Regions from separate parts of the Mus musculus genome. Here regions 1, 2, 4, 5, 6 and 7 are each linked to region 3. Evidence: chromatin loops called from intact Hi-C (ENCODE). Cell type or tissue: left cerebral cortex. All regions are shown on one strand. Region 1 overlaps 1700001O22Rik (RIKEN cDNA 1700001O22 gene). Region 2 overlaps Gm14488 (a long non-coding RNA gene). Region 3 has its middle 3.9 kb from the start of Ier5l. Region 4 overlaps Cstad (CSA-conditional, T cell activation-dependent protein). Region 5 overlaps 9330198N18Rik (a long non-coding RNA gene). Region 6 overlaps LOC115489511 (a long non-coding RNA gene). Region 7 has its middle 2.0 kb from the start of Gm39783.

What was found. A loop is a pair of places that touch in the nucleus more often than their neighbours do. Peaks named below come from ENCODE experiments on the same cell type or tissue, not always from the same donor. Only the 100,000 strongest peaks of a DNase experiment are listed, where the experiment ranks them.
Region 1: it touches region 3 in a loop (5-fold over the local background); 26 of 42 quality-filtered maps call a loop at or near these places.
Region 2: a loop joins it to region 3, with 8 times the contacts of the local background. A loop is called at or near these places in 17 of 42 quality-filtered maps.
Region 4: a loop joins it to region 3, with 4 times the contacts of the local background. A loop is called at or near these places in 14 of 42 quality-filtered maps.
Region 5: a loop joins it to region 3, with 3 times the contacts of the local background. A loop is called at or near these places in 9 of 42 quality-filtered maps.
Region 6: a loop joins it to region 3, with 2.9 times the contacts of the local background. A loop is called at or near these places in 3 of 42 quality-filtered maps.
Region 7: it touches region 3 in a loop (2.6-fold over the local background); 5 of 42 quality-filtered maps call a loop at or near these places.

The regions. Positions count from the first base shown.
Region 1 is chr2:30,792,767-30,796,766 of GRCm38, forward strand. 1700001O22Rik (RIKEN cDNA 1700001O22 gene) reads right to left here. Exons shown (of 7, transcript NM_198000.3): 5 at 3,635-3,800; 6 at 3,379-3,517; 7 at 2,797-3,039. The coding sequence ends at 2,929. Among named protein-coding and RNA genes, the nearest start is that of 1700001O22Rik, 7.0 kb to the right of the region's middle. In left cerebral cortex, CTCF peaks have their summits at 1,956 and 2,188 (motif pointing right); DNase peaks (open chromatin) are centred at 1,925, 2,198 and 3,887; H3K4me3 peaks cover 577 bases; H3K27ac peaks cover 1,397 bases.
Region 2 is chr2:30,715,521-30,719,520 of GRCm38, forward strand. The region is part of intron 2 of Gm14488 (a long non-coding RNA gene); the gene reads right to left. Among named protein-coding and RNA genes, the nearest start is that of Gm14488, 3.7 kb to the right of the region's middle. In left cerebral cortex, CTCF peaks have their summits at 1,990 and 2,905; DNase peaks (open chromatin) are centred at 1,144, 1,509, 2,112, 2,700 and 2 more places; H3K4me3 peaks cover 781 bases; H3K27ac peaks cover 4,000 bases.
Region 3 is chr2:30,468,250-30,472,249 of GRCm38, forward strand. No RefSeq gene overlaps it. Among named protein-coding and RNA genes, the nearest start is that of Ier5l, 3.9 kb to the right of the region's middle. In left cerebral cortex, CTCF peaks have their summits at 1,733 and 2,679; DNase peaks (open chromatin) are centred at 1,104, 1,748, 2,530 and 3,758; H3K4me3 peaks cover 1,949 bases; H3K27ac peaks cover 3,119 bases.
Region 4 is chr2:30,604,830-30,608,829 of GRCm38, forward strand. Cstad (CSA-conditional, T cell activation-dependent protein) reads left to right here. Exons shown (of 2, transcript NM_030137.2): 2 at 3,331-4,000. The coding sequence ends at 3,640. Among named protein-coding and RNA genes, the nearest start is that of Cstad, 12 kb to the left of the region's middle. In left cerebral cortex, no CTCF peak of the experiment used is centred here; a DNase peak (open chromatin) is centred at 1,967; H3K27ac peaks cover 386 bases.
Region 5 is chr2:30,643,233-30,647,232 of GRCm38, forward strand. All of the region lies in intron 2 of 9330198N18Rik (a long non-coding RNA gene), which reads left to right. Among named protein-coding and RNA genes, the nearest start is that of Gm32316, 11 kb to the right of the region's middle. RefSeq lists an enhancer at 2,999-4,000. In left cerebral cortex, a CTCF peak has its summit at 1,755; DNase peaks (open chromatin) are centred at 357, 2,446 and 3,777; H3K27ac peaks cover 667 bases.
Region 6 is chr2:30,688,449-30,692,448 of GRCm38, forward strand. It overlaps LOC115489511 (a long non-coding RNA gene), which reads left to right. Exons shown (of 3, transcript XR_003954019.1): 2 at 1-146; 3 at 567-595. Among named protein-coding and RNA genes, the nearest start is that of Gm14486, 12 kb to the left of the region's middle. In left cerebral cortex, no CTCF peak of the experiment used is centred here; DNase peaks (open chromatin) are centred at 2,117, 2,913 and 3,917; H3K27ac peaks cover 2,361 bases.
Region 7 is chr2:30,767,534-30,771,533 of GRCm38, forward strand. No RefSeq gene overlaps it. Among named protein-coding and RNA genes, the nearest start is that of Gm39783, 2.0 kb to the right of the region's middle. In left cerebral cortex, CTCF peaks have their summits at 1,870 and 3,434 (motif pointing left); a DNase peak (open chromatin) is centred at 1,851; H3K4me3 peaks cover 328 bases; H3K27ac peaks cover 879 bases.

The sequences.
Region 1 (4,000 bases), 320 kb after region 3:
AGGAGGATCTCTCTAAGTTCAAGGTCAGCCAGGTGCGGATGCTAGAAACCAATCCCAGAATCTCTGTGAGAGCAGCTAAACACTGAGCCGTCTCTCCAGGGCCACATTGTGGGAACTGGACCCAGCTCCTCACACGCGGTACAGCATACACAACCACCCCTCACTTCTAGGGCTAATGAGCCACCTCCTGGGTACAGGTTACAGAGGTTTACATGGCAGGGGACATTCCAGAGAAAGGGACAGGGCTTCCTGTCTGGATAGGAGACACCCCCCATCTGTCACCCCAATAAGCCTAGTTCCCCTTCTCCACTCGACTTGGCCCAAGGGACATAGTCTGTGATGGTGATCAGGGAGATGAGAGAGATGGGAAGGCCTCACAAGGGGAGAGGAACAGACTGACCCCAAAGCACACAACTCACAGATAAGATACCCGCTATGCTACTGGGAACAGACCCAGAGCTAGGATTTTCCCCTAGCTCCCCTGTGCCTGAGGCAGTCACTTTAATCCTAACCCTGAGGTGGGCAAGGCAGGCAGGTCTCTGAGTTCCAGGTCTACAAAACAAGTCACAGATCAGCCAAAGCTCCCTATGAGACCCTGCTCAACCATCCAGACAAAAACGTTCAGTGTGGACTCTGGGAAGGAGAATGGGACCACTCTGAGAGACAAAAAAACCCAGGACCGAGGTCACCGGAAAGGGGTCTTTCCCCAGCCTCAGCATTCCCAGAGCCTTCTTGGTCACCTAAGTTCAGGCGTCACATGAACGTCGATGTTGTGGCTGCAGGCAGATACCACCTTGGGAGTTCTCTGGGGGTTTTTTTTGTTTTTTTTTTTTTGTTTTTGTTTTTTGGTTTTTTGAGACAGGGTTTCTCTGTATAGCCCTGGCTGTCCTGGAGCTCACTTTGTAGACCAGGCTGGCCTGGAACTCAGAAATCCGCCTGCCTCTGCCTCCCGAATGCTGGGATTAAAGGCGTGCACCACAAGTTCTCTGGGACCCGGTACTCCAGAGGTCCATGCTTCAATGTGCAACACATGTTCTGAAGTGTGTTATCTCTGTGTGTGTAATGGGCTCTGTGTGTGTGTGCACGCTCGTCTCCTCCATGTGGGATGATGTCTGTTTGCCATCTGTATGGTCATATGTGTCAATGTGCTGTCTGTTTATGTGGTATGTTTGTGGGTAGCTCTTTGTATCTGTGTTTTTCCATGTGTATGTGTCACATGTGTGTCTCTCCGTGTCCATGCATATCTGTGGTGTGTCTCCATAAATATGGACTATGTGGTATGTGTTGTCTTCTGTGTATGTGTGTGTGTAGTATGTGCCTCTCCATGTGTGGGGTCTGTACATGGTGTATATATATATATATATATATATATATATATATATATAGTATGTTTACTATGTGTTATGTACCTGGGCAGTATCTGTTGTGAACATCTGTAGTATGGTTTTCTATGTGTGTGGGGTCTCTATTAGTGTGGTATGGTGTGTCTGTGTGTTCTCCCTGTGTGTGGGATCTCCAGGTGGTGGCTGTGTATGTGCTATCCTGTGTGTGGGGTCTCTGTGGTGTATGTGTGTGTGCACGCGCGCATTTGAGCACGTGCAAGTATGTCTCCTCGTGTCCTGTTTCTGTGCCTGAGGTGTTCTATGTGTGGGATCTCTATGGTGTATGTGGTATGCAGTGTGTGTTCTACTTCAACGTCCAAGTTTTTCTCCTTGCGTGGTCTGCTCTGTGTGTTCCCAGACTCTCCGTGAAGGCCAGGTCTCAGGGTTGCAGGTTGGAGACTGGATTCCCACAGTGGGACGCGCCAAACCCATCACAGTGAGCACTGCCTAGGGGAAAGTTTCTGACAACGATACCGGCCGAGAGCTGAAGTTTCGCGGCGCAAAGCCAGGCCAACACTGCCCCCGCGCGGTGCGGTGCGGCGCTGCAGGCGGCCGGGGAAACAGGCAGACCCGGCACGCACGGCGCGCAGCACTCCAGAGAAACAGGGATTCCACGTCTTGGGTCACAGCCTGAAAGCTCAGAAAGGGACCGAGCCCCGTTCCAGCCCAGCGCTGATGACGTTGATGCATCGCGTCGCATGCCGGGTCAGCCCTTCATCATCCCCAGCCCATCTGGTCCCTAAAATGACCGGCCCAGTCCAACCCAAACCCCCAGCTTTAGCATTCCGTCCTCCCCGTTACACTCCACTCCGCACCGAGTCCGAGACGTTTCTTCAAGGGCCAGCAGGTGGCGATAAAGACCTGGCCAGAGCGCAAGAACAAAGTGAAACTCCAAAGAAGGAGGGGTTCCCCCAGGGGTTCGGACATGGAGTAATGGGGGACACCCAGGTGTAAGGCAGTATCTATGTTAATACAGTAGATAAATTCTAGGAGGCCTGCCACGGTGACTCAGGCCACTTCCCCATGTGGATTTGAACACCGGAGCAGGTAAGAGAACTAAGGATTACCCATACACAGGAATCTTTTTCCTGGGCTGGGGTCTGGATACCCATATCATGTACTAAAAGGTGGACAGAGAAAAACTCTGGCGCTAAAGACAAGAAGTTGTTTATCCACTCTCCTAGGCTGAGGTTATGGCTGAGGCTCTGCTTCAGGCACGGGTTGATTTAGGTTGAGGTTGTGTCGTGAGTGGTCCACCCCTTGCACAAGCATTCCCTGGGACAAGCTGAGCCCCTGGGGTGCCCTGACTCCCCACCCCCAATATCCAGCTGTCATCAGCTTCATCCCAGCTGTGAGCCCACCCCAATCTCCCTTACCCAGGAACCCCAAGTGGTCCCCAATCAGGCACCTAGAGTGGCTTTTACTGGGAGACCTAGTGATCCATCCCAGCCACCTGGGAGGTGTGTTTATTTGTGGGGTGAAGAAGCACTCTCTTCATTGCCTGGCATGGGTACACTCCTGAGCTGGGGGGAGCTCTGGCAGGCATTCACCTGTGAGCCTGCTGCCGGTTTGTGGTGGACGGCAGGAGCAGCTGGTAGCCCTTAGGGCGGCCTTGCTTCAGGACAGACTGCAGCACCAAACTGGGCAGAAAGGATTCCTAGAGGGAGAAAGATGCCTGGCATGGCACTGCTGAGGGGACCCCAGGGAGGAGACAGGGAGCAGGGGCAGGCGGGGGTGGGGGGGCAGGTGGCTCCACATTACAGCTGTCCTAGGCTGAAGCACAGCCCACCCACTCACTAGCCTGGCTCAAGGGCCTCCTCCCCCTTGGCTCCACGCTGAGGAGGCCAGGCCACACAAATCCAAGCCATAAACCCCATGGTGACTCAACAGAGAGGGTCCCCTACAGAGTCACTGAGGGCTGGTGCTTCTGCTGGCGGGCTGCCCGCCCTGGGCTGCTCACCAGCTTCTGGTTCCAGGGATGGGGCCATTTGCCCACCTGATCCACATTGTTAGGGGTGTCCAGGAAGGTTCTGAGGCCTCCCCGTGGCCTTGGGATGGTGGCCCTGGAGATGAAGGGTAGGTGGCTGCTCACGGAGGAGTCCTCAGAAAGGTAGAGCTGAGGTTCCTGAGCTGACCTGATGGGGAGAGGGGGGCCTATAGCTTTTTGGCCCTGAGTTCCAGACCCACGTACAGTTTGTAGCTGGAGGACCTAGACCACAACCCTTCTGCTTCCTCTACCCACAGAGCCTCACACGCGGGGGCAGGTCCAGAATGAGGAGCCGGCCACAGTGTCTTGGACCCTGGGATAAAGGGCTCTGGGCAGACTGTCCAACCATCTCCCAACACTCCCGAGCACCCGTTCTGACACAGATACAGCTGGCAAAGCCGTCTGCTCACTCGGAAAGATATTCTGCCGGACTAGAAGAGAGAGAGAAAGAGAGAGAGCAGAGTGAGTTCCCTGTCCCCGCCCCCAGGGAGGGGCATACTAACACGCCCCCACCCTCTCTCCTTCCTCTGGCTGGCAAGGCTAGACAGAGCCCTGTCTCCATGGCAACCACAGGCTCCCCAGTGCCTGACGGTTGCCTCCAGAGAAGTCCTGGGTTTTAAAACTACCTCCC
Region 2 (4,000 bases), 250 kb after region 3:
GCATGGGAAACCAAGAACCCTGCTCCAATTCCTACCCACCTCACCCCAGAATAACTAGCCTCGGCGCCCCCCCAAACCTTTAGCTTTGTATCTCTGAACCTCAGGACCTGATAGCCAAGGCAAGTCCTGGATTTGGTAGGCTAACACCAACACAGGCGGGACCTGTGACAAAGTGAAAGCAGCTCAGGCTAGACCTGTGACAGAGTGATAGCTGCTCAGGCTAGACCTGAGACAGAAAGGCAGGACAGTTTGGTGGTCTGACCAGGTACTCAGGTCCAACTTCTCAGTTGGATTTGGGGAACTCGTCTGAGTGGAGATGACATTCTTCAACCACGTGGTTAACTTGACTGATAAGCTGAGAACACAGGCAGGTGGACCAAAGCCCTTGTGTCCATTCTGACATGACAGCCAAGTGCTGGCGTTGTCCTCACAACCCAGGAAGCACCCAGGGCTCAATGAGTTGTGACAGATGAAGAGCCTGGTGGACAGCGACCCTTTGAAGCCACACTGCTATGCTAAGGAGGTGGCAGGATCTGCACTTGGCCCACCCTGAAGCTGGGTGTTCTAACCACCAGGCTTCCCTGCCTTGTCTCCTTGGCAGTGAAGCAGGGTGCACTTCATAGAGAAGCCTGGGAGAATGATTGGAGGTAGGTGCTAGCTGCAGGTCAGGCCATCAGAGGAACTGTCTGAAGGTCACAAATCACAGCACCCCCAGCCCCATGTTAACTGGGAAGAATCTCAAATGATCACCCACCCTTCTGGCCAGTCCTATACAAAGCAAAGCTTCCACTAGAGAGGTTGAGACATTTGCCCAAAGACCCACAGCAAGATATTGCCCCCTCGGTCTGTAGCTAGAAGGAGGGAGGTGGACCACCTGGGTTCTGATCTGGGTCTGTGACTCGCCTTTTGTGTCAAAGAACCTTTGTGCGTAGTGTCCTTGTCCTGGAGAATGGAAACATGAGGTCCCTTTATAAAGGGGGCTGTGCGGGAGGCAGTGCTGATGAAGACTAGAGAGCCCAGGGGCCTGCTGAGATCCAGAGATCCCCTCCAGCACCCAGTGGTCCTCCATGATGCTGGGCATTCTGCTGAGACCCAGAGGAGCAGCTGCAAGCTTGGCTGCCGGGCAGCTTTCCTGCTGCACACTGGCCACGGGGGGAAGCTAGCTGGCCACCGGATACTCCGCAGATAACCAGCTCCTGCTGTGTGATTTCTGCTGGGCTGGGAGTGGGGGTGGGGATCAGGGACGCCCCACCCCCAGGAGGTGAGGGGCAGAAAACAGGACTCCAAGCCAAGCAAGTGGAGAGTGCAAAGACCCAGCGCAGAAAGGAACAGAATGTGCCCTACCTAATCAGAGCTGGGGCCAATGGCTGGAGCCCAGAGCCACAGGGGGATGAGACAAAAAGGTGGCATCCAGGGGAAGCTGGCCATCAGTGGGGCACGTTGTGGCAGGGAACTCAACATGGAAGCCAGTTCTGTTGCTGAAGGAAGCAGCAGCCTGGTCTGAGTTCCAGGAAGATTTGCATGGCTGGCTTTAGGGAGGGATACCAGGTGGGCAGGGAATGTGGGAGAGGAGCTCTGGGAGGGGGCAGAGAGGGGTAGGTGCGCACAGCACAGGCCGAAGCAGTGGGAACGGGAACTTTGGGAAGAGTCCGCAATGGCTTAGGGGTGGCGATCTAGCTAGAGTGGGTGTGGCCAGAAGCAAAGGGCAGAAGGAAATTCCAAGAGAGCAGCCCCTGGCTCCAGCGAAGACCACCCCAGCTGCACTTGCAGCCCAGGGCGCTTGGCAGGACCTCTCCACTTAAGACTGGTGGTTCAGAGACCAGCGTGGTCGGAGCCCCGGAGCTCGGGTCTCAGAGGCCCCGAGGGTTGTCTAAACTGCCTCGTGGGCACTCTCAGCACTCAGGTGACCAGCAGATGGCTGTCTGTAGGGGCGTGGCCCCAGCTGACTCTCAGCCTGCAGTGCCCACTCGGTCCTGAGTGTGCACAGCCCGCGGAGGACAAGCAGAGGTGGTAGATAGAGCTGAGGATCCTGGGAGGAAGCTAGCCACCGTGTGCTCCCTTCTGGGCACCAGAAAAACCCGGGAGCTAGAAATACAAACCCAGCCTTGGAGGCCTGTATCTTTCCTAAGGAAGGTGGATTTGTCAGGGTGGAGGGAAGGGATTTGATTTAGCTGCTTGCTAGCCTGATTTATAATTTGTAAACACTCAGGCAGGCCTGTGGGTCTCTGCATATTTCCAAAGTCCAGAGAAGCAGCCTTCTGGACCAGTAGCTGACTAACCCTTTGCTATGCTTCAGTCCTTCCCAGTAGTCCTTTCTTTGTGCTTGCCCCAGGGGTCCTCTGCCATTGGGGGTTCAGTCCCAGCTTATATTCCTGGAGACCACAAGGCTCTCCTCTGTCACTGGTCAACTACAGGGGGTTTGCTGGGGTCTGAGCAGCTGGGCACAATTCCACCTCTACTGCGGGAAGCAACACTTCCCTGAAGAGCAGAAGAAGCCTGTAAGAAAGGCAGCCCTGAGATGGCGGGGTAACCTTGAGCCGTTTGCTCTCCCGAAACCCCATCTTCCCAATGGTACCACTTGTGCTCACTCAGGCGCACCGTGGGACGCAGAGCCCACGTGTGCCCCGCATTTGTCAAGCACATGGCAGGGATTAGGAAGGGCGTGAGTTACATCATTCACTTCTTTTTACAGCTGAGAAAAACAAACCGAGGCTCAGCGAGGTGCAGCAGTCTGTCCAAGGTCACACAGCCCAGAACAGGACAGGGATGTCCCAGTTACACAGCACCCATGGGACTATGCGGCCGTAGGACTGCACCTCCTTCACCTATTCCCCGGTCCTCTCAACTCTCAGGCTCTGCAGGCTACGTGGGGGACACAGAGGTGGGTGGTGTGGGCAGAGCGCAGCTTGCTGGGAGGAACGGGTTAATGCGCTCCGCCGCATTGGGCCGGCCTCCAGGAGAGCCAGCCAATGGGCATGCTTGGTGATGAGGTAATGCCAGGACGCGCAGAGTGGGTGGGGCTTGAGTGGACCCCTCTGCTCCTTCTGACTTTCTGCTCTCCTTAGCAACCCCTCACCTTTGACCTTGATATCCCGGCTCTTCTTCCAACCTTGAGGGACTGGGATCATCAGCCCCCTGCAGCACTGAGCCTCACGCACTGCTGCAGATGTTCAGATGCATCCTAGCCTGAATAACACCCCCTGGACCTCAGTTTCCCTAGATGTAATTTCTTAATTGTCAAAGTCCCTCCCAGTGGGGTACCTGCATGGATCCCCAGAGCAGCAGGCAGCCTTGCCTTGCCTTTGACCTCTGCCCCGTCGCAATGGTTCCCAGAATCCGGGGCCAAGGAGTCACTAGGCCAGTCACACCCTTCACGTGGTCCCGACCCTTGGGTGCCTCTCCTGACTGATCCCACTGACCCCTTCCTCCTAAGCTAGGAACTAGCTAGCCACACAACAGCCGCAGCAGCAGCAGGCTCGCAGCGGTAGTTAGATGACAAAGTTCACCAAACCACTCGGCCTAGCAGAGCTGGGTTAGTTAAACGTCTACTACGGGCCCAGAGCTCCGGCTCCGTGTGGCCTGGTGCCCTACAACCCTCCTGTTGTCGCTATATGCTGAACGCCACCCGGGCACGAAGCAGTTAACGCCCTTGCAGCGAGCTGGCAGAGCCGGCTGCCCGGCTTATTAGTCAGCCGGCGGGGAGGGGGCGGAGGGAAGGAGGGAGGAGGGAGGGAGGGGTTCAGTGGAGAGCCGCAGAAAGCTATTCTCAGGGGCTCCCGTGTGTGGGGAGGGCGGCTCAGCGGGAACTGCCGCTTCCCAGAAAGTTGATTATTTTTAACCCAGGAAGAAGAAAGGAAGGAGGCCCAGGGAGGACTCAGAGAAGACGAGGAAAAGAGAGGAGAGGAGAGAAAAAGAGGAGAGGAGAGGCGAGAACAAGGAGAGGAGAGGAGAGAGAGGAGAGGAGAGGAGAGGAGAGGAGAGGAGAGGAGAGGAGAGGAGA
Region 3 (4,000 bases):
GAGGAATGGGAGAATCCTGGGTAGGGTGAATCACAGACACCACTCCATCTTCTCTGCCTTTGTCCTATACCCTGCAGAAGGAAGCATTGAACGTGTGCTTCCAGCCAGTCAGCTCAGACACGACTAGATGCTGTAGCCTAGTATACATTCAATTGTGAATTCTCAATCTGGCCATTTAAGCCACATCCAGATCAGCTGCCAGCTCCAGTCAATCATAAGGCTACAAATACCTCCCCACCAGGCTGGGAGCTCCAACAGGTAGAGAGGCTGGCTCCCAAATGCTGTGACCTTGGATGTATGTTCTCATTTCCAAAAGGCTGGATCCACCTCTAAGGGTAGCTGGGAAGTTGAAATTAGTAATCCACAGAGGTATTTGCTGTTCTGGCTATTTATTGCTTTGGTGGTATTGAGAGAGCTTTCCCGGGGCAACCAGCGCACACTTTGTAGATGTGCGTCCAGTGGACAGAGCCAGTAAGACGCAGCACTTGGTGTGCATCCTGTTTCTCTGCACAGTGGCCCTCTCGGGAGTTCGGAGCAACCCCAGCCCCAGTCTTCTCCAGAGGGCAGCTCAAAGCTTTGTGAGGCTCTATAGCTGTCATATCTAGCTCCAAGCACAGCTAGAGACTGGCTTAGCCCTTCCTCAGCATCAGAGGCAGCCTGCCTTGGGATGTATGTTTTATGCTGGCGGAGAGTCGATTAGCTGGGGATGACCAGGGGCTGAGCCTCTGTTTTCTGGATGGCACCTTCTGTCAACCATGCGGAGCCCCAGTCTCTTCATCCTTGGTCTTGCTGGAAGGGACCTGGCGGCTCCACGCCAGTGACCCCATGCCTAGGACTCTCATGGCTAGACAGTCCCACCTCTTCCCCCCAGTGTTTCTGGGGTGTTATGCCTGTGGAGCATCAGTCTCTCCCGGGGAGTTGTGGGCTGCCACGTTGTATGCTGCAAAGGAATCCAGGGGCTGTGAAGGGGATAAGGAGAGGAGGATGCTTGGAGATTCATGTGTCCCAGGCAGTGGGAGGACGGGTGTGGTCCTCAGTATGGTGCCCAGCCTTAGTATCTGGGCTGTTGTTTATTTCAGGGGGGATGTCTGTGTCCTCTGTAGAGCAGTTTCTCAACCCTTTGTATTATTGCGCAGGGTACCTAGGCCCTGAAGACAGAAGCGGGGCTGGGGGTCCTCTCTTGTGCAGCTCCCTGAGCTCATCCCCTCAACTCCCAATTTCACTAGATCCCAATGTACCCAATATGTCCTGAGCTCAGAAAACCTGCGCGGATAGGGAAGGAGAGAACCCTAGTCTGTAGTCTTGCTGATCTCAGAGCTTCTATTTCGCACCCAAACACCGACCCCCCCCCCCAACACACACACACACACACACACACACACACACACACACACACACACACACACACACACACACACACACACGTCTTCCCTACACGAGTCCCAAGGATAGACGCGAAGGTCCCAAGCCCCTCACTGGGAGTTTCGCTGTTACCAGCTCCACGCTCCCAACAAAGGCGTCCGACCATGTGCCCTTCTCCACGCAGACCTGGAGTGGGAGAGCTCCACGCTCAGGGTCTCTCTCAGACCAGGGCTGGGTGGGGATGCGATGTTAGGCCGCCCGTGCGCGGGTGCGCCGGTGCGTGTGTTGCCTCTCCCAGCAGCCCGCCCGCCCCCGGCTGCGCCTCGCCCACTCCCATCCGCACATTCTGCAGCGCCTTCCAATTGGCGCTAGGGGGAGCCGTGGCAACTGACTTGGATTGACTCAAAACTGCATCCAACAGCTATTTCCTTAGACTTGTAGGGGGATATGGGAAGGGGGTTAAGATGCACCCCCTCTTTAGCTCCAGTCTCTTCCCGTGGGAGGCCAAGAGCAAGTCTTTGGGTGTGTGGGTGAGGTGAAGGTGTCTTTTCTCCCGGTAACTCACACCTCCAGAGCATCCCTCTTACCCAACCTAGATCGCCGACCTCCGCGGCCTCCCCAACCCCCACGTTTTGGAGTGTCCCCAAGAACTTCGCCACGCGCGACAGCGAGATCCAGAGCCGAGAGGCCCCCTGAGAGTGAATAACATCCGCCTCTCGTCTGGACTTGGGACGCTGGGCGACAGCGCCTCCTTTCACCCAGCGAGGCTTATGGGGTGGGGCGGCGTGAATCGCCTGGCCGGTGGCTGAGAGCTTTGGCGCAGAGAAGGGAAGCAAGGGGGCTAGCCAGTGAGAGCGAGAGATCTTTAGGGAGGCAGCCAGAGACGAGAGACATTGCGAGAGATCTTTAGGGAGGCAGCCAGAGACGAGAGACATTGCGAGAGACGCTACCCTAAAACAGCAAAGGCTGCCGATTTATCTTACCCCACTGCCCTCCACGCCTCCCCAGTTCTTTTTTCCTATCCCCTTAGCAAGGTTGGAACCACCCGTGTGCCCTGGGGCCGGAGCCGCGGCTCCAGATGTGAATTTGGTTCCAGTGGGAAGAACCCGAGCTTCCTTCGGTGCCTTGGCACATTCTCCCACTCTGAGGTCATTCCGTAGGTGGTCAGAGGGGAGCGCGCGCCTGGAGCCTTCCTGCTCCATCCACAGAAGAGAGAGGCGGGCGGGAGGGAGCAGAAAAGGAGAGGGGAGGGGCACGAGGAGGGAGACGCCGCCAGCACACCACCAAGTGGCACTGAGCAGTGATAACAAACTCAACTTTAAAAAAAAAATAAGAAGAAAGAAAGAAAGGAAGAAAGAAAGAAAAGAAAAGAAAGGAAAGGAAAGGAAAGGAAAGGAAAGGAAGAAAGAAAGAAAAAGGAAAGGAAAAAACTTCCCCAAGTTGCTTGCTTGAGACGTGCTGATGTGCGCGGTCTGAGGATCAGGTCAGGGAGTGTGGGTGGCCCAGAAGTCTCCCTGCTACAGAAAGTAGGGGCCAACTAGGCCCTTGCAACCCTGGTGGTGCATGGAAATATGTTGGAGGCTGGCTCAGCTTCCTGCTGGGCAGCGGGTTCCCAAGGGGGCAAGACCCGCTGGTGAGGAGGGCTTATGGAGAAGACCTTGTAGCACCGGCCTCCATCCCCAGAACGCACACATACTGACTCCCAACCCTAGCTCCATCCCCAGCACACACACACACACACACACACACACACACACACACACACACAATTCCAACCCTGGCCCTGCGGATATGGGGGTATCCATGGGTTTCCACCATGGCCCTGGAAAGCTGGTGTTTGCTTGCGTGTGTGTGTGTGTGTGTGTGTGTGTTTAGATTTTCTCACCTCTAAGCCCATGTGAAAGCAAAGGAACCACCATACACTCTACAATTGACTTTTTATTAAGATTATAAATTTAAACAAATAACCTGAACAGTTTTACCCGGTGAGATACAATTCATTATGCACAAAAATACAGGAGGAAGAAGGGCCGGGAAGGCAAGGTTGGCAACTTGTTTTGGAGTCCTCGGGGTGTTGATGGCAGAGACCCAGAGGGGCACTAAGCGAACCTCACCTTCTCACAACAAAAGGCTTTTAAATTAAACAAAATCTATCGCGCTGAGGACGGAGACAGGGTTCTCACAGGCTGGAACAATGCTGGTTTCATGAGATGGGACCGAAGGCTAAAGCACAAGGTAACTTAGAAGCGCGCACAATCACTAGAGCTGACCAGGAGCTAAGCGAAAAGTCTCCAGCTCAGTCGGCGGTCCGGGCCCCTCCCTCCCCCGGGGATCCAGGTGAAGGAATCGACTTCCTTTTTTGTTTAGTGAGGACCGCAGTGCTGGGCATGATGGGAAATGTAGTTCGCCCTGCTCGCCCTCCACCCCTTTCCCAACTGTGCTGAGAGTGTCAGGGTGCCCCCCCCCCCCCCCGCCCGAGTCCGCGAGGCGGGTGGAGGAGGGGGAGGAGGACGGAGCCAGAGGGGCGGGGAGAGGAGGGGTTCTAGACGCCCAACCCGGCAAGAAAAGAAAAAAAAGTTGAAGTGTTTTCATTTCTGCCTTCTCATTTTGAGAACTTTGGAGGCCGCCCCCAGAGAGG
Region 4 (4,000 bases), 140 kb after region 3:
GGAAGCCCTCCGAACTTAGTGGGAACCACTTCCACCAGTTCAGGCAGAGCACTATAATTGGGGAAGTGCGGTGGGTCCCCGCACCCCCTCTACTACACCGCCCAGGGCCAGCTCTGGAAACTTTTGAGTGAGTTTCTGGCAGACAGATTGACGACTTGTTGATCCAGGTCAGTCACCTGACCGGGTCACCAGAGCCTGGGAAGGCCCCTGGCAGCTACGACTTCCCTCCCCGGGGCCATGGGCTCCAGCGGCTGGGAGCGAAGGGGTTAAGCGTTTCTGGCGGCCGCCTGCTGTCTGCGGTAGTTCCCCCCTTTCCCGGCTGCTGCTGCAGGGGTTGGTTGGAGAAGAATGTTTGTTATGCGGAGCCGGGAGGGAAGGAGGACCGGAGTAGGGGGGCAATACAGTGGGGGCCGGCAGGCCTTAAGGCCGGGCTCCCCCAGGTTGAGCAATAGCCCCAGGGTTCCAGTAACTTCGACCCCCCACACCCATCCCCCCCATCAGCTCTCCTCACTGCCTCCACCTCGGGCTTTTGAGGCTCCAAAGTTTAGGCTTCTAAGGGAGGCAGAGGCCACCCCAGCAGAATAGGCACAGCCCACCTAGGTGTTGCGGGGCCACAGCCGTGGGCAGGGCCTTGTTGGTTCTCTTGGCTCCGGGCTGCTACCCACGTCGGTGCGCAGAGGTCACCGTCCCCTGCCAGGATGCTCAGAGCCTCCACAGGATAATCTCTACACAGCCCAGGTTCTCAGGAGCAGGGAGGCTCCCGCTGGGCTAACCGTCCCAATTTCCTTCCCTTGAAGGTGTGGAGAATCGCCTAGCACCCTGTTCCTTGCCTCTGGGACAGTGAGGGGAAGCAAGGGAGGCCAGTCGGGCTAACTTAGGAAGTTTCTGGTTTTTTCTTTCCTCCCTTCCTCTGGTATTTCTTTCCAGCCAAGATCTTGTTAGGTACCAAATATTCACCCGCAGGCCAATGGGCCTCAGGCTCATTTCTTTCTCCTAGCCTCATGGCTCTTCTGGTGAGAGTCCTCCTACACTTCGGGGGAGGGGCCGCCCCTCTGTCAACAGCCCAACTCCATCTCCAGTACTTTGAGGCTCACTAGCCTTCGCACCTCCAGCCCAGCCTGAGTTTCCTTATCTGCACAGTGGACTCCAGGAGGTGGGTGCTGGCACTGCCAGAAATGCTAGACCACTTTCCTCTTCTGGCGAGTGGCGGGGGGGGGGGGGGGGGGGGCAGGGATAGGGGTGGATGGAGTTGGGGGATGTGTCTGCTCAGGTGCCCACATCCCTGCAGAAACGCACAGCTGACCTGTCTTTTGGGTCACAAGCCCTCTAGTGCTGAGGTGGAAGTTCCCTTGAGAGTCAAAGCCCTGTGTAGGTCCGGAGGTAGGAAAGAGAGACTTGACTCTGTCGACAAAAAAAGGATGTGTAGCTCAGCGGCCTCTCATACATTTCTCCTGCGGTCAGTTTTCATTTGGCCCTCACTCTATAGACAAGGGATCCTCCTGCCTCTGCCTTCCTAGTGCTGGGATTAAAGGCACAGGTACGAGCCACCAGACTCCAGTTGGGTGCAAGTGTTTTATACGTTTGGTCTACTCTAATCAAACATCACACTGTAGGGGAGGCGTATTACACTACTTGCTTAGAAAACAGAAAGGTTAATGACTCTCCTAAGGTCACACAGCTTGAAGAGACCCTCCAGAGACCCCAGTGCTTGGGTCGCCTTGGGCTTGTGGCTCAGCACAACTCAACCACCCTAGTCACAAAGATGGAGCGAGCACTCCCAGCTCTCACAGAAGCAGAGCCTCCCGGCAGAGGGCATATAGCAGGATGTACAGGGCTCCCTTCACTGCCCCTGCTTCCTTGGGGCTGGGAAAGCCCAGTGGACAGACAGACAGAACACTGACTGGCATTCCCCCCACCCCTCAGTCCTGGGCTGCGCGGCGTCCCCACCTTCTCTGGAGCAGGTTTCCTTTAAGAAACCCAAAGATTGATTTCCTGGCAGGCTGTGTGCGAGGAGCCGTCCAAATGGTTTGCATGTCTGCATTTTTTACTGCTCCGTTTAATATGTATGCAAATGCCGGCCCTGCACCGCCCGGCTGCAGTCACACGCGGAGCCCATTAAAGCGGCCTTCCCGGGTGCGCGCCTCATTCGAGGCGACGGGCTCGGCGACCCTGATAGATGGGGTGCTCGACGGAGACAAATGATGCCTTTGTCATTTCTTTCTCTCCTTTGAGAGCGGGGTGGAGCCTGGGAGCCCACAGAGGAGATTTAAATATATGCAAAATTGTTTACTGGGTTTGGGGTCCAGTGGGGACCAGAACCACACTGGGAGGTAGATGTCCGGTTCCCCAGGGGAAGCTAGTCTGGAGCCTGCATGATGATGTGAGCCTGAGTGAACAGATGCCTCCCAGCAAGGAAGCTCCCCCAAAGCCCCAGCTTTGGGGGCTGTGACTGTATGGGAATAGCATCAGCTAGTCCATGCTAACCTGTGAGGTGGGTCTGGATCCCACTCATTGTGCAGATTAGGAAACTGAGGCCCAGACAGAGCCTTTCACTGGGAAGGGGGTAGTGAAGCAAGTGGGTGGGGTGTTGTGGCTCTGTGTGTCTTGTCTTTGACCTTCACAGTCCTTTCCCAGGTTGCTCTGAGAGTTTGTTCTCAACCAGGGTATGTTGGGGCATGTGTGCTTGTGTGTGACTCTGGCCAGCCTCACCCCACACAAACCTCTTAACCTTTCTCTCCTCTCCCCAGTCAGTCCTTACCTGCCAAATTATGTCATTCTAAGACTGGACTCCCTGTTTCTCAAGTGTCACATAAAGCTAAATCTGGGTTCTCAGAGCTGCGAACCAGAGCCTGGGAAGAGAAGGCTCTGAGCATAGGATGCCTAGAGGATTGTGTCACCGTGTGTGCATATGTGTGTGTGCGTGTGTGTGTGCGCGCGCGCGCGTGTGTGTGTGCACAGTGCACAGGATGTACCTGTTTGAGTAGCATGTGCATGTGTGTGCTATGCATGCAATCATGTGTGTGCTTATGTGCCATTGTGTTGTGAGTGTGCTGCTGTGTCCCTGGGGTGTGACCCTGTCCATCAGCACCCTTGTGTCAGGGTGGAACGTACACATTGCAGGGTGTGTGCGTGCTTGCATGGTGGCTCTGTGTTGTTATTCTGTGTCTCCTGATCAGCCTGACAGGCTGGGAGAGTGGTCTGTGTGTTTCTGTGCATGGCCATGGGCACGCTTGTGTCAGAATGGTGTGTGCCTCTGCGTCAGTGTACCACAGGGTCAGGTCGTGTGCCTGTGGCCATGACAGCAGCTGAGAACGCATCTCCCTGTCCCAGGTGGGGCCTGCCTCCTCTGCTTCAGACTTGCTTGGAGTTCGGAGCTCAGCTGAGCCATAACGGAGGCTCACAAGGAAGAGATCCTGTGAAGCACAGAGGATGTACGTTAAGGAGTTGGGGTGTGGCCAGATATCTGCCTGGGGAATTCTGTACTGGAAGGCTCTCCCAGCTACTCAGGCAATCCTGTGCCTGTCTCCATGGCTTTCAGGAGCATCTCTTGGGTGACCTGGCTCACCACATAGTTTCACTGAGAGCCATCATGAGTTGGTACAGCCAGTGGCCTGCCTTTCAAGTTCAAGGTCAGCCTTAGCGATGGAGAGAGAGAGTTCAAGACCAGCTGGACTACAGGGGAACTGTCTCAAAACAAACAAAAATGAGCTAAGAGGTTAGGAAGATGGCTCAGCAGATAAAAGCATTTGCCAACAACCTGAGTTCCATCCCAGGAACCTATGAAAAGACTGAGGGACAGAACGAACTTCAGAAAGTTGTCCTCTGACCTGCTCATGCACACAGTGGCAGGTATGCATACACACCCCTACACACACACATACACACACACAATTTTTAAAATGTAAACCAGCCAGGAGGTATCACTTCTCACATGTCAAGATGGCCACAGTCAAGAGAAAGAGAACAACAAGTGTTGGCGAGGATGTGAAGAGGATACATT
Region 5 (4,000 bases), 170 kb after region 3:
ACACACACACACACACACACACACACACACGCACACATGCACACACGCACACTAGTGCCAGAGACTGACACTAGTGTGCTTCAAGTCACTCTCCAGATGTGTCTCTCTTGGCTGGACTGGCTGGCCAGTGAACCCCAGAGAGCTTTCTACGTGGGGGTCAGGGACACTGAACTGTCTCCCAAACTCTGTTATCTTTTGAAATGATGTTTTTTAAAAAGCCAGTCACCTCCACCTGAGCCTTGGGTTTTATGTAAAAAATGACTCTCGGTGATGCAGAGGTACAGACTACTCAGGCAAGCAGACAACAGCCTGTCCTCTGCTGTCAGCTCTCCCTGATGGAGGAGCCTGGTGACTCGCACATGTGAAACTCCAGCCGGAATCTTCTGCAGCTGTCCCTCAGCTACCCAGAGTCTTTGGAGAGGGGGCGTGAGAGCCACAGTGTCCCACCCTTGCCTTATAACACCTAAAAGAGATCAGTAAGTTCTTGGAGGGTTTTCCTTTTTGCCTCTGGCGAGGGTATCAACTCAGAATGGGTAAGAATGCCAGGGCTTAAGATGAACGTGGTGAGCCAGGCAGTGGTGGCACACGCCTTTAATCCTAGCACTTGCAGAGGCAGAGGCAGAGGCAGAGGCAGAGGCAGAGGCAGAGGCAGAGGCAGAGGCAGAGGCAGAGGCAGAGGCAGAGGCAGAGGCAGAGGCAGAGGCAGAGAGGCAGAGGCAGAGGCAGAGGCAGAGGCAGAGGCAGAGGCAGAGGCAGAGGCAGAGGCAGAGGCGCAGAGGCGCAGAGGCGCAGAGGCGCAGAGGCGCAGAGGCAGAGGCGCAGAGAGGCAGAGAGGCAGAGGCGCAGAGAGGCAGAGAGGCAGAGAGGCAGAGAGGCAGAGAGGCAGAGAGGCAGAGAGGCAGAGAGGCAGAGAGGCAGAGAGGCAGAGAGGCAGAGAGGCAGAGAGGCAGAGAGGCAGAGGCAGAGGCAGAGGCACAGAGGCACAGAGGCAGAGGCAGAGGCAGAGAGGCAGAGAGAGAGGCAGAGAGGCAGAGAGGCAGAGAGGCAGAGAGGCAGAGAGGCAGAGAGGCAGAGAGGCAGAGGCAGAGGCGCAGAGGCAGAGGCAGAGGCACAGAGGCAGAGAGGCAGAGGCAGAGGCAGAGAGGCAGAGAGAGAGGCAGAGAGGCAGAGAGGCAGAGAGGCAGAGGCAGAGGCGCAGAAGCAGAGAGGCAGAGGCAGAGAGGCAGAGGCAGAGAGGCAGAGAGGCAGAGAGGCAGAGAGGCAGAGAGGCGCAGAGGCAGAGGCAGAGGCAGAGGCAGAGGCAGAGGCAGAGGCAGAGGCAGAGGCAGAGGGATCTCTGAGTTTGAGGCCAGCCTGGTCTACATAGTAAGTTCCTAGATAGCCATGGCTACATAGCAAGACCCTGCCTCAAAAGGAGAATGATAAGGAACAAAAGAAAGATTGTTGTAGCTGGAGAGACTCCTCAGTGTACAAATGCTTACTGCCTAAGCAAGAGGCCAGACTTCACACCCAGTAGCCATGGAAAAGGCCCTTAGGAATAACTGGAGACAACTCCCAGCACTAGGGAGGGAGAGGCAGGCAGATCTCTGAGTTCCAGGTCAGATTGGTCTACAAAGTGAGCTCCAGGACAGCCAGGGCTACACAGAGAAAGCCTTGAAAAAGAAAGAAACAAACAAACACCCACAGAAATAAAAATAATGTGTTCAGGGTCACATACAGGAGGAGCAGGATCTGTGCTCAAGATGGCCACCAGGGACAGAGAGGGGCGGGCACAGTCAGGCCACATGGACTGCCGTGCTGCTCTTACTGACTATGTGTCCTCTGCTGAAGTGGGGATGGGGAATGAATCCCTTTCTCTCATGATTCTAGGGCCTCTGGGACACTTAGAGGCTCTTAGAGATTCATGAAGCCCTCCCAGAAGTGAGACCTCACCAGGCAAATGGTGTACTCTGGTGGTGCTCCCCAGAGTGCTCCCTACTGCAGCTGCGTTAGTTACACCAGGAGGGCACCAGCCTGGTGGAGGGCTCTGTCTGCAATGGGTGTGGAGACCCCTATTTCCTGTGACTTCTGCAGCCCAGCCAGCCCATTTCTTGTCCCTCTGCTTCTCCACCACACTGCTCAGGCTATGGCTCCCGCTTCAGAGCCTCTCCCACCCTTACATGGTTCAACATGGAGCCCATTCAGCTTCTGACTGCAGCCATGCCATCCCTCACAGCCTACCTCTCTCTGTCTGCCCTCTCAGATTATGTAACTGAGTCCCAAATGATCAGGAAAGTATGAGTATGAGCCTTCTAGAATCTTCCATATGCTCTCAGAACTAGACCTATGTCTACCACACACACAGCTCTGAGGACTGAGAAGTATATCTTTTGTTGTCAGAGTCTACATAGATCGGCCTGACCTAAAACTAGTGGCAACCCTCCGGCCTCAGCCTGCCCAGCGCTGGCATCATGGGTATGACACTTTGCCAGGCTCCCACCTCCCCATTCACAGTGCTCACACTCTCCCAAGCGTTTAACTACCTCCACTTTTGCCACTGTCCCCACCCATGAGCTGGCAGCAGCAGGACTCAGATTCTCATTTTGTTTGCTTCATCTTGAGATGACCTGGCTGTCTTGCCAGTCAGAGGGGGAAAAGACTTCTTCTATGGAGTCCACCCCAGAGCTCAGGCCTCCCTCCAAGTCCTGGACCCCTGGCTACAAGGGGGGTGTCTCACTCAACTCACCCCATTATCATGAGGCCAGTCTTCCCCTCCCCCACAAAACATGGCCTCTGCTGACAGCTGACACAGTCTCCTATCCCCACCCCCACCCCACCCCCACATCTCCATGCCCTCTCACTGCTTGCAAACCCATGTGTCTGGCCCCCACATCCCCTGCCCTGGACTCTGGCTGACACCCACAGAGGAATCCGCAGCTTTCTCTGTATGGTTAAAATGGAACCCACCTGAGGAGAGTGGGGCCTAGGAATCTGCATTCATATACGCTCTCTTCAGAGCAAGGGACTAGGCTCCAGAGGCCACAAATGCTGGGTGGGCTGCTGAGACCTCAGCTCTGCCTCCAGAGCTCCTGGAGGTTCCCGTCTCTGTCCTGTTGTAGCTACTGGCTGTAGGTTAGACCTTCAGCAAAGATTTGTCATCTCTGTGACTCAGGGTCTGTTCCCCTCTGCCTGCAACAAGGCTTTTCTTGTTTGATCTCTGGGAAGGAACTCTTGTTCATCCCTCAAAACCCAACCTGTGCTGGGCAGTGGTGGCGCACGCCTTTAATCCCAGCACTTGGGAGGCAGAGGCAGGTGGATTTCTGAGTTCGAGGCTCTACAAAGTGAGTTCCAGGACAACCAGAGCTATACAGAGAAACCTTGTCTCGAAAACCAGAAAACCAAACCAAACAAAAAAACCAACCTGGATGCAGTGGTGGCGCACACCTTTAATCCCAGCACTCTGGAGGCAGAGGCAGGTGGATCTCTTGTGAGTTTGAGGTCAACCTGATTTACATAGCCAGCTCCAGACCAGCCAAGGTGAGTTTGTCAAAAACAAGCAAACAAACAAACAAAAACCCAAAAGAGCAAAAAAACAAAAGCAAAAACCAACAAAACCAAAACAAAACAAACAAAAAAAGCAACAAAAAATAACACAACAAAACCCAAAACAAATAAATAAATAAAACAAAGCAAGGCATCTCACTCCCAAGCTCGCTAGCTCACGCCTGCCTAGCTGGAATGGTTTCTTCTGATCTCTTCCAGGCAATTCAGCATCAGAGGCAGACTTGGCTCTGGCCCAAGCCCTCCTCTTAACAAGGCCTAGGATCTTCCGTGCTGTGGGTACAGTGAGCACTGACCTTGCCTTCTTTGTGGGGCTGCCTTGGGGTGGAAACGAGACAGCCCAAGTGAAGTGCTCTATGGCAGCCTGCTGAACTGACCACTCTGCCTCCGAACCCTGGGATTCAGGGTGGGGTTTCTCCCAGGAGTACCAGTTTGGGGGTGGGCTCAGCCACTGCTGTCC
Region 6 (4,000 bases), 220 kb after region 3:
AGAGAAGGTGGTGTTGTCCAGCAGGGCCCAGGATTGGCATCTCACTCATCAAAGCATGTTCCAAACTACGGGAACAAGGCTCAGAATGGCTGTGAAATAAAATCAGAATGTGTGGATGAAGGGTGGGTGGAAACATAAGTGGACAGGTAAAAGGTGGGAGAGGATGGCTGGGTGAGTGGCGAGTGGGTGGACACCTGGGTAGATGGATGGGGACTGGATGGATGGATGGGTGGGCAGATAGGAAGGTAGATGGTAGGTGGGTGGGTGTGTCTGGAGATAGTGAATTGAGGTCTTGAGGAGGTGGGTAAATGGCTGGTTGGACGACTGGATGCTGAGGTGAATGCCTAGGTGGGAACTGGGTAAATGAGAGCAGAGAAGGTGGGAAGAAAGATGGAAGGAGGAATCTGTACATGGGGGTGACCCTGATCGCCAGTGAAGACCACACTCAGAAAATGGTAGCTTTGTTTGTCATGATGGGACCTGGAAGAGGTCATCTGGGTCTCAGCTTCCTGGTGTGTCTACAAAGGGCAATAGCATGTGGACACATGTAGTCTCCCCTCCCCCAGCCTGAAACCTGCTTGCTCAGGGGTGGAGCTTCCCGATCAATCGTTCTGCCACGCCCACTGCTGGAACCTGCTGCTTTGCTGCTTGGAGCCATACTCGTGGTCACCCTGCTACTGGACTCTGAGATTATTTGGTGGGAATCGGGCCCCTTCCCCTGCTTCATAACTGCGTGCAGAACAGTAAATTTGAGCTTTGATCAGAATGCCTGTCTTAGCTGCATCTCTTTCTCTCGTTGCCTAGCCCTTCTTCTCTTCCAGGTTTCCAAAATGCCTTTCCAGGCTAGAACCCAGGCTGTGATCTGCTGGCCGGACACAACAGACACACACATTATACATACACACACATACTACACACACACACACACACACACACACACACACACACACATACTATACATACACATACTACACATACACACTATACACACATACTACACACACACACACACATACTACACATACACACTATACACACATACTACACATACACACTATACACACATACTATACACACTACACACCACATATATCCCACACATACCTCCACACACAAACTATACACACACCACACACACTACAATACACCCTTCACACACACCACATACATTCCACACTACGCACACACTACACACCACACACATATACACTATACTCACACATATCACACACACACACACACAACTACCTACCACATATATCCCACACATGCCCCCACACACAAACTAGACACACACCACACATATATACACACTACACACATGCCCACACACCACACACATATTACATACCACATACATCCCATGCATATCCCACACACACAAACTACACACCACACATACACTACACACACCTACACTACACATACACACACCCTACAACCACATCCTTCCCACACATACCCCCACTCACAAACTAGATACACAGTACACATACACCCCTTACACGTACATATACCACATACATTCCACACATACACAAACTGTACACACACACCACACATGTACACACTACACCACACACACACACACACACACACACAGAGTTCTGACCCTCAGGAACCCCTGACTGAGGCCGAGGAGATGGCTCAGTTGGTAAGGGCCCTGTTGTTAATAAGTAGACTGACTTGAGTTTGGAACCCTAGAGTCACATTTTAAAAAGCTGTGTGTGGCCACACACAGTCCCCAACTGTGGCAGGGAGGGAGGCAGGTCCATCCCTGGGCTCTGTCGGTCAGTCTGGCCAACTGGTGAGCACTGGGTTCAGTGAAAGATCTGGTCTCAAAACTAAGGTGGAGGACAAGAGAAGGTGTCCCCTCCCTCCACACTCTTGTGCATGCACGTGTGCGTGTGTGTGTGTGTGTGTGCGTGCGCGTGTGTGTGTGTCCTCACGCGCACACACACAGCCCCTGTGTGTCCTCATCACCATGACCTGGCAACACCACGCCCTCCAAGCCCCACCCTGCTGCATCCTGTCCTGTGATTAGCTTCCTCTTTCCTGTGCCCACAAGGCCCTGCTGTACAGTTCCTGGAAACATTTCCTGGGAATTGTGCTCACAGCACAATCCAGCAGAGAACACCCACGTGTGGGAATAGCCTGGTTCATTCAGGCTGGAGCTAGGAGGCTGTCTCTAAAGTCAAAAGTGGATTAAGGGACTGGAGAAGGACTCATCCCCACCGGGCTGATCATCCCTACCGGGCTCAGGGCTTGCCTAGCACGCATGAAGCCCTGAGCTGGGTCTCCAGACTTGGATAAACTGGTTGGGTGGCACAGGCCTCAGTCCTATCACTCTGGGAAGTAGAAGAAGGAGAGAGAAGTTCAAAGGCGTCCTTAGCTAGCCGCCATCGAGAGGGAGGCTAGCCTGGGAATCCCCTTCTCAACAGGGGAGGGGAGGGAGGGAGATGATTTAGGGGGCAAGTGCTTGCCATGCAGGGCCAAGGCATGAGGATTTTGAACCCCCAGAGCCCACACAGTAGTAGCGCATCTATAATCTCAGTATTCTTTAGAGAGATGGGAAGTGGCGAGGAGCCCAGGAGGTTCAAGGACTGACCAGCCTGGGCATTCGCTGCAGGGAGCAAGACCCCGTCTCAAAACACGTGGAAGGTGAGCTGGCTAGTGTGTTGTGTTTCGTTTTGTTTTTAGAGACAGGGTTTCTCTGTGTAGCCCTGGCTGTCCTGGAATTCACTCTATAGACCAGGCTGGCCTCGAAATCAGAAATCCGCCTGCCTCTGCCTCCTGAGTACTGGGATTAAAGGCGTGTGCCACCACAGCCCTGGCTAGTTTTATGTCAACTTGACACTCTGGCAGCAAGCCAGAAGAGAATTTCCTTATTTGGTGATTGATGTGGGCGGGCTGGGCACATGTGTGGGTGGAGCCAACCCTGGGCTGGTGGTCCTGGGTTTCCTAAGAGAGCAAGCCACGCCCAGCAAGCCAGTAAGCAGCACTCCTTCAAGGCTTCTGCTTCAGCTCCTGCCCTGGGTGCCTGCCCTGTTTGAGTTTCTGTCCTGACTTCCTTCCAGGACAAACTAAGGACGTGGAAGCAGAAGTCACGGACGTGGAACCCTTTCCCCCTCAACTTGGTTTTCATCCGTAGTGTTTCATCAGTCCCAGCCGGAAGGCAAGGACCAACCCCTGAGGTTGTTCTGACTGCTGCACACATACAAGGGGAGTACACAAGACCATGAGCACTGGACCCCCAAGAAAACCAAAGTGGGTTCCAGGCCCATCCTGGCCTTCTGGGGACTGCAGTGCAGACCCTGGTGCCATCCGGTTAGACCTCAGAAGTTGAGGCCAGAACTTTGGAAGATGTTGCAGTTGCTTGAAGGCAGGAGAGGGACTGGAGGCCCTTATGAGGCAGAGCAAGAGGTGAAACACAGTTGTCTGGTGGTGCTGTAGCTCAGGGTGCAAGGCCCTGGGTCTACCCCTAGACATAAAGGAAACAATCAAGAAAAACTCCACCCCATCAGGCAGGCTCTGGGGGTGCCTGCCTTCTCCTAGTCTTTGATCCTGACCTATTTTGAGCACCCCAGAAGTTCTACTCAGATGGTGGGTCTCCTGCTGCTTGCTGGAGACCTCTTCCCTCAGGAAGCTGCCACAAGGGTGATTGAGCTGTCAGTACAAATGACAGGCTATTAGGTCTGGAGCCATTTTGATCTGAGGTTGGCCAGGGTGTTCCTGTGTTCCTGTACATAGTGGGGACTGGGGGATTCTGGGGTTGAGGGCTTTCTCTTGTTCCTCAACTGTCTCCGACTCTGGTTAGAAAGGCACCTCCGCCATCTGTCATCCCTCCCCCACTCCCTTCTCCGAGGCCCGGCTGTGACTGGGGGCTGGCGTGTCTGGTAAACAGGCGGCTGGCAGGTCCCCAGGGCCTGTGGGTGACAGGCCTGGTGCTGGCACCAACCCCAGGGCAGCATGCCGAGGAGGAGTGGAGATGAGTTCTGGG
Region 7 (4,000 bases), 300 kb after region 3:
CGCGAACTTGTAGACCCACAGCAGGTTCTGTCATGTCACAAACACTTACCCATTACACCTGCAGAGACATATGTGTCCTTCACACGTCTACTGATACATACTGGAGCATGCATGTTCCCCCTCCTCTGAATGCGCCCCACGAGCACAGACCCTGGCCCCCCGAGTCACAGAGATACACCCTGCTTCTCAGCACAGACATTTGCTGTGCGGAATATTGAGAACTCTTGCATCCCCACAGAAGGTTGCCCCAGGCAGTCATCTGTGGGATTCTGCAATCTCCCAACTGGGAACTAAATCGCCACCTGTCCTAAGCTAGGGAGCATCAGTCTCCACAAAGCAGGGAAGCGGCTTCCTATCATTCAGTCTGCCCCACCAGCCAGCCAGGACAGACACACACTCCCTACTTCTTCACACTCTCCAGGTTTCCAGGTCCCAGAGGGGAGACAGAACAGCAACCCCCTTCACCCCACATTCCTCTCACCCCCACCCTCTAGCTTTCTTTCTCTTTGGCAGCAGGCCAGGGTTGCTGTGGCCAGCAGAGTGACTGACACCTCTCCTGTCCCAAAGGAGTTCAGATCCTGAGGACCAACTGGCTCTGTAACCCCCTACGCCCCCATTGTGGGAAAGTTGGGAGGGCAGGGGAGAGCTGACCTGCCCTTAGACCCAGCCCACTTTCAGCTTGATTGACTGACTTGGTGGGGTTTTAGTTTTGCTAATAGAGAATTAAAGACCTAATTGTTTTTGTTTTGTTTCGAGACAGGGTTTCTCTTTGTAGCCCTGGCTGTCAAGAAACTCACTTGTAGACCAGGCTGGCCTCGAACTCAGAAATCTGCCTGCCTCTGCCTCTGTCTCCCAAGTGCTGGGGTTAAAGCTGTGCGCCACCACTGCCCAGCTGAGACTTAATTGTTTTATCTGCAGCAGTTGTGCCTGTGTGGATATGAAGGAGTGAGTGCAGGTGCCTGTGGAGGCCAGGAGAGGAACACCAGAGCCCTAGGAACAGGAGTCACCCATGGTTATAATACACTTGGTATCAGAGCTGGGAACAGGTTATGTGCATGCTCTCCACTGCTAAATCATCCCTCCAGATTCTGTTTGTCTGTTTTGTGTAGTGGGTTGGTCTGATGCTGGGCAGAAAAAAGGTAGACATAGCGTGAGGTACCAGACTTGGGATCTCAGGCAGGGAGCACCATAGCAAGGAAGGAGGGCCAGCCTGTCGGAGTGGGAGTGGCCCGGGCTGAACATGGTGTTATCTCGGGCGCATTAATAGGAAAGTAGACAAAATAGCACAGAGAATTGGTATCTGCCCAGTTCTAGTGTTTTAAGGCTTATGATAAATCTAAAGAGTTTTGTGTCTTTTATTTGGGAACTATATGGTCCAAAGTGGGGGTAAACCCCCCAAAGTAATATTTATCACAACAGTGTGGCTTTGTTTTGATGTTCCTGGACAATTTTATCAGAATTCAAAAGAACCATCGTAGCCAGGTTTAGTGGCACATATCTTTAATCTCAGTACCAGGAAGCAGAGGCAGGTGGATCTATGTGAGCTTCAGGACAGCCTCATCTACATAGTGAATTCCCTGTTTCAGAAAATCAAAGAAAGAAAGACAGCCTGCCAACCTCAGCAGCTCCTAAGACAAGGCCAACGAAGGAGAGAGAAATCTCGTGCCTTCGGAGCCTGCATGGAGGTCAGCCACCTCCAAGGACCCACACAGTGGCGATGAGAAAGAATGGAAAAGAGAAAGGACCAGGGAAATGGCAGTGCCAAGGCTCTAGCCATCGTCTAAAAGAAAGATACGGGAGAGAAGAAAGAGGAAGTCATACCTCAGTCAGGACTCAGAGTGGCTGGCAAACCCAACCGAACCTCATGGTGGCACTGTAGCAACCACTTGGTTGATTGTTGGTTTGTTTTGGAGGAGGATTGCTTCTGGCCTTGTCTGGCTGGAAGCTGGCTATGTAGGTGAGGATAGCCTTAAATTCTCCATGCCCCTGCTTCTCTGCCTCCCAAGTGCTGGGAGACAGACAACACCCTCCAGTTCCTGTTGCCCTGGAGGTGGGACCCAGGGAATCTCCCACACCACGGGGGGCAGTCTACCAGCTGAGCTGTATCCCCAGACCTGCCCATTTGATATAGTTACACCCAGGTCCTAGGGCTTGTCGAGGAAGATTCGAACCCAGGGCTGAGCTCAGAATAAGAAACTGAGGCTCAGGGAGACCACATGGGGCCACCTGCCCCCCCAACACAGGCTCCCTGCAGGCCAAGCCCATAGGCTAAAACAACACAGACACCCAAAGAGGAGGTGGGCTGAACCTTGTTGCCCTTCCGGCTGTTCAGACTCCTCCCATACACCCTGAGTTACCCCAGCCATGACAGATGCCAAGCCTATGGTCCTTCCTGCCTGCTTCTGGGCAGCATTTGCCCATCCCTAACAGTGGCTTTTTTCCCAGTAGTTCTAAGCTACACAGTTCCATGTTCCTATTCAAATTGGCCTTAGTATTCCCTTGGGACTGGTCTCTGACCCCAATTTGGTGCTATCCTTCAGCCCCCTGAACTCACCATGGCGATATAAGTAGTGTAACAGCAGAGTTAACCTTCTTCTTGCCTGGAGGGAGAACACAGGCTGTCCTGTTCTCAGGGGACCCACGATACCCAGGACCAACAGCTCCTGCTTGTGCGTAGTAGCTGTTGCATGAAAATATGCAGTGCTGGCAGGCCGATGCACACCTGCATCCTCATATTCAGGAAGCAGAGGCAGGAGGCTCAAGTGTCAAGCTAGCCTGGGCTACATAGAAAGACTTGTTTTAATTCTACCACCCTCTGCCCTCCCCCATGCACCCATGGCTGGGAGATGAGCACAGTACCCCCAAAGAGCCCCAGGAGACACAGGTCCACCCTCCTCTACATAAAAGTGCAGAAGGCCTGGGGAATGGTGGAGAGCCTGTGACTCCAGGGTCAAGATTAGAACTTAGGTCCCTTCCTCCAGGCTGGTGCCTCCCTCCTCTCCTAGCTGGGTGCTGAGAACAGAAGTGGGAGCAAGATGCTGTCTCCCTTTCTTTCCCTCCTGTCTGAAGCTGGAGGCACTGCTCAGCATGGCTAAGGGGCCCAGACTGACTGTCCCAGGCTCTGCCCTGAGAAGCCAGGCCACTCCAACCCAGTCACTCCCCAGCCTGTGTCTTGACCAGGCACCCGAGTGTTGAGGCCACTGTTCACTTGTATATTCATCTGTCTGTCTGCCTTTGCTGCCTTGGTTTTCTCATCTTAAAGGTAGGGTGTCTCATCTTTGGAAACCTCTGGCAAGAATCGTTGCTTTTGGGCTGGAGAGACGGCTCAGCGGTTAAGAGCACTGACTGCTCTTCCAGAGGTCCTAAGTTCAATTCCCAGCAACCAGGTGGTGGCTCACAACCATCTGTAATGGGATCTGATGCCCCCTTCTGGTGTGTCTGAACACAGCTACAGTGTACTCATATACATACAATAAAAATAAATAAAAATTTAAAAAATCGTTGCTTTGTATAAAATGTTTAAACGCCCAGGACAGGTCACACAGCTCATCGGATAGAGGAGCTTGCCACATACCCCAACAACACGAGTTCTATCCCCAGGACCAGCTGTGTGGAAGGAGATAACCCACTCCCACTAGTTGTCCTCTGACCTCCACTGGGACACACATGTGCCACCCCCATACACTACGTAAATAAATGCAAACGATAAAATAAATTGTATAAACGTTCCCACAGCTGCCTGGCAGGGATGCCTCAGCAGGACAGTCTTCTCCCAGGATCAAGATTCAGGAACGACCCCAGCCCCAGTATACAGCCGAGCAGCCTGCGGCTCAGAGGATGCTCAAACTTTCCCAGGCGCCCAGCTGCCCAGCCCTCGGCAGTGGCAGGCCTGCTGAGGAGGACAGGGCGGTCAACTGAGCGCCAGTGGACCGCGGGGTGAGCGGGAGTAGGGGGATGCCGAGGAGTGCCGGGAGGCCCCGCCCCCCGGGCCCGGCCGGGG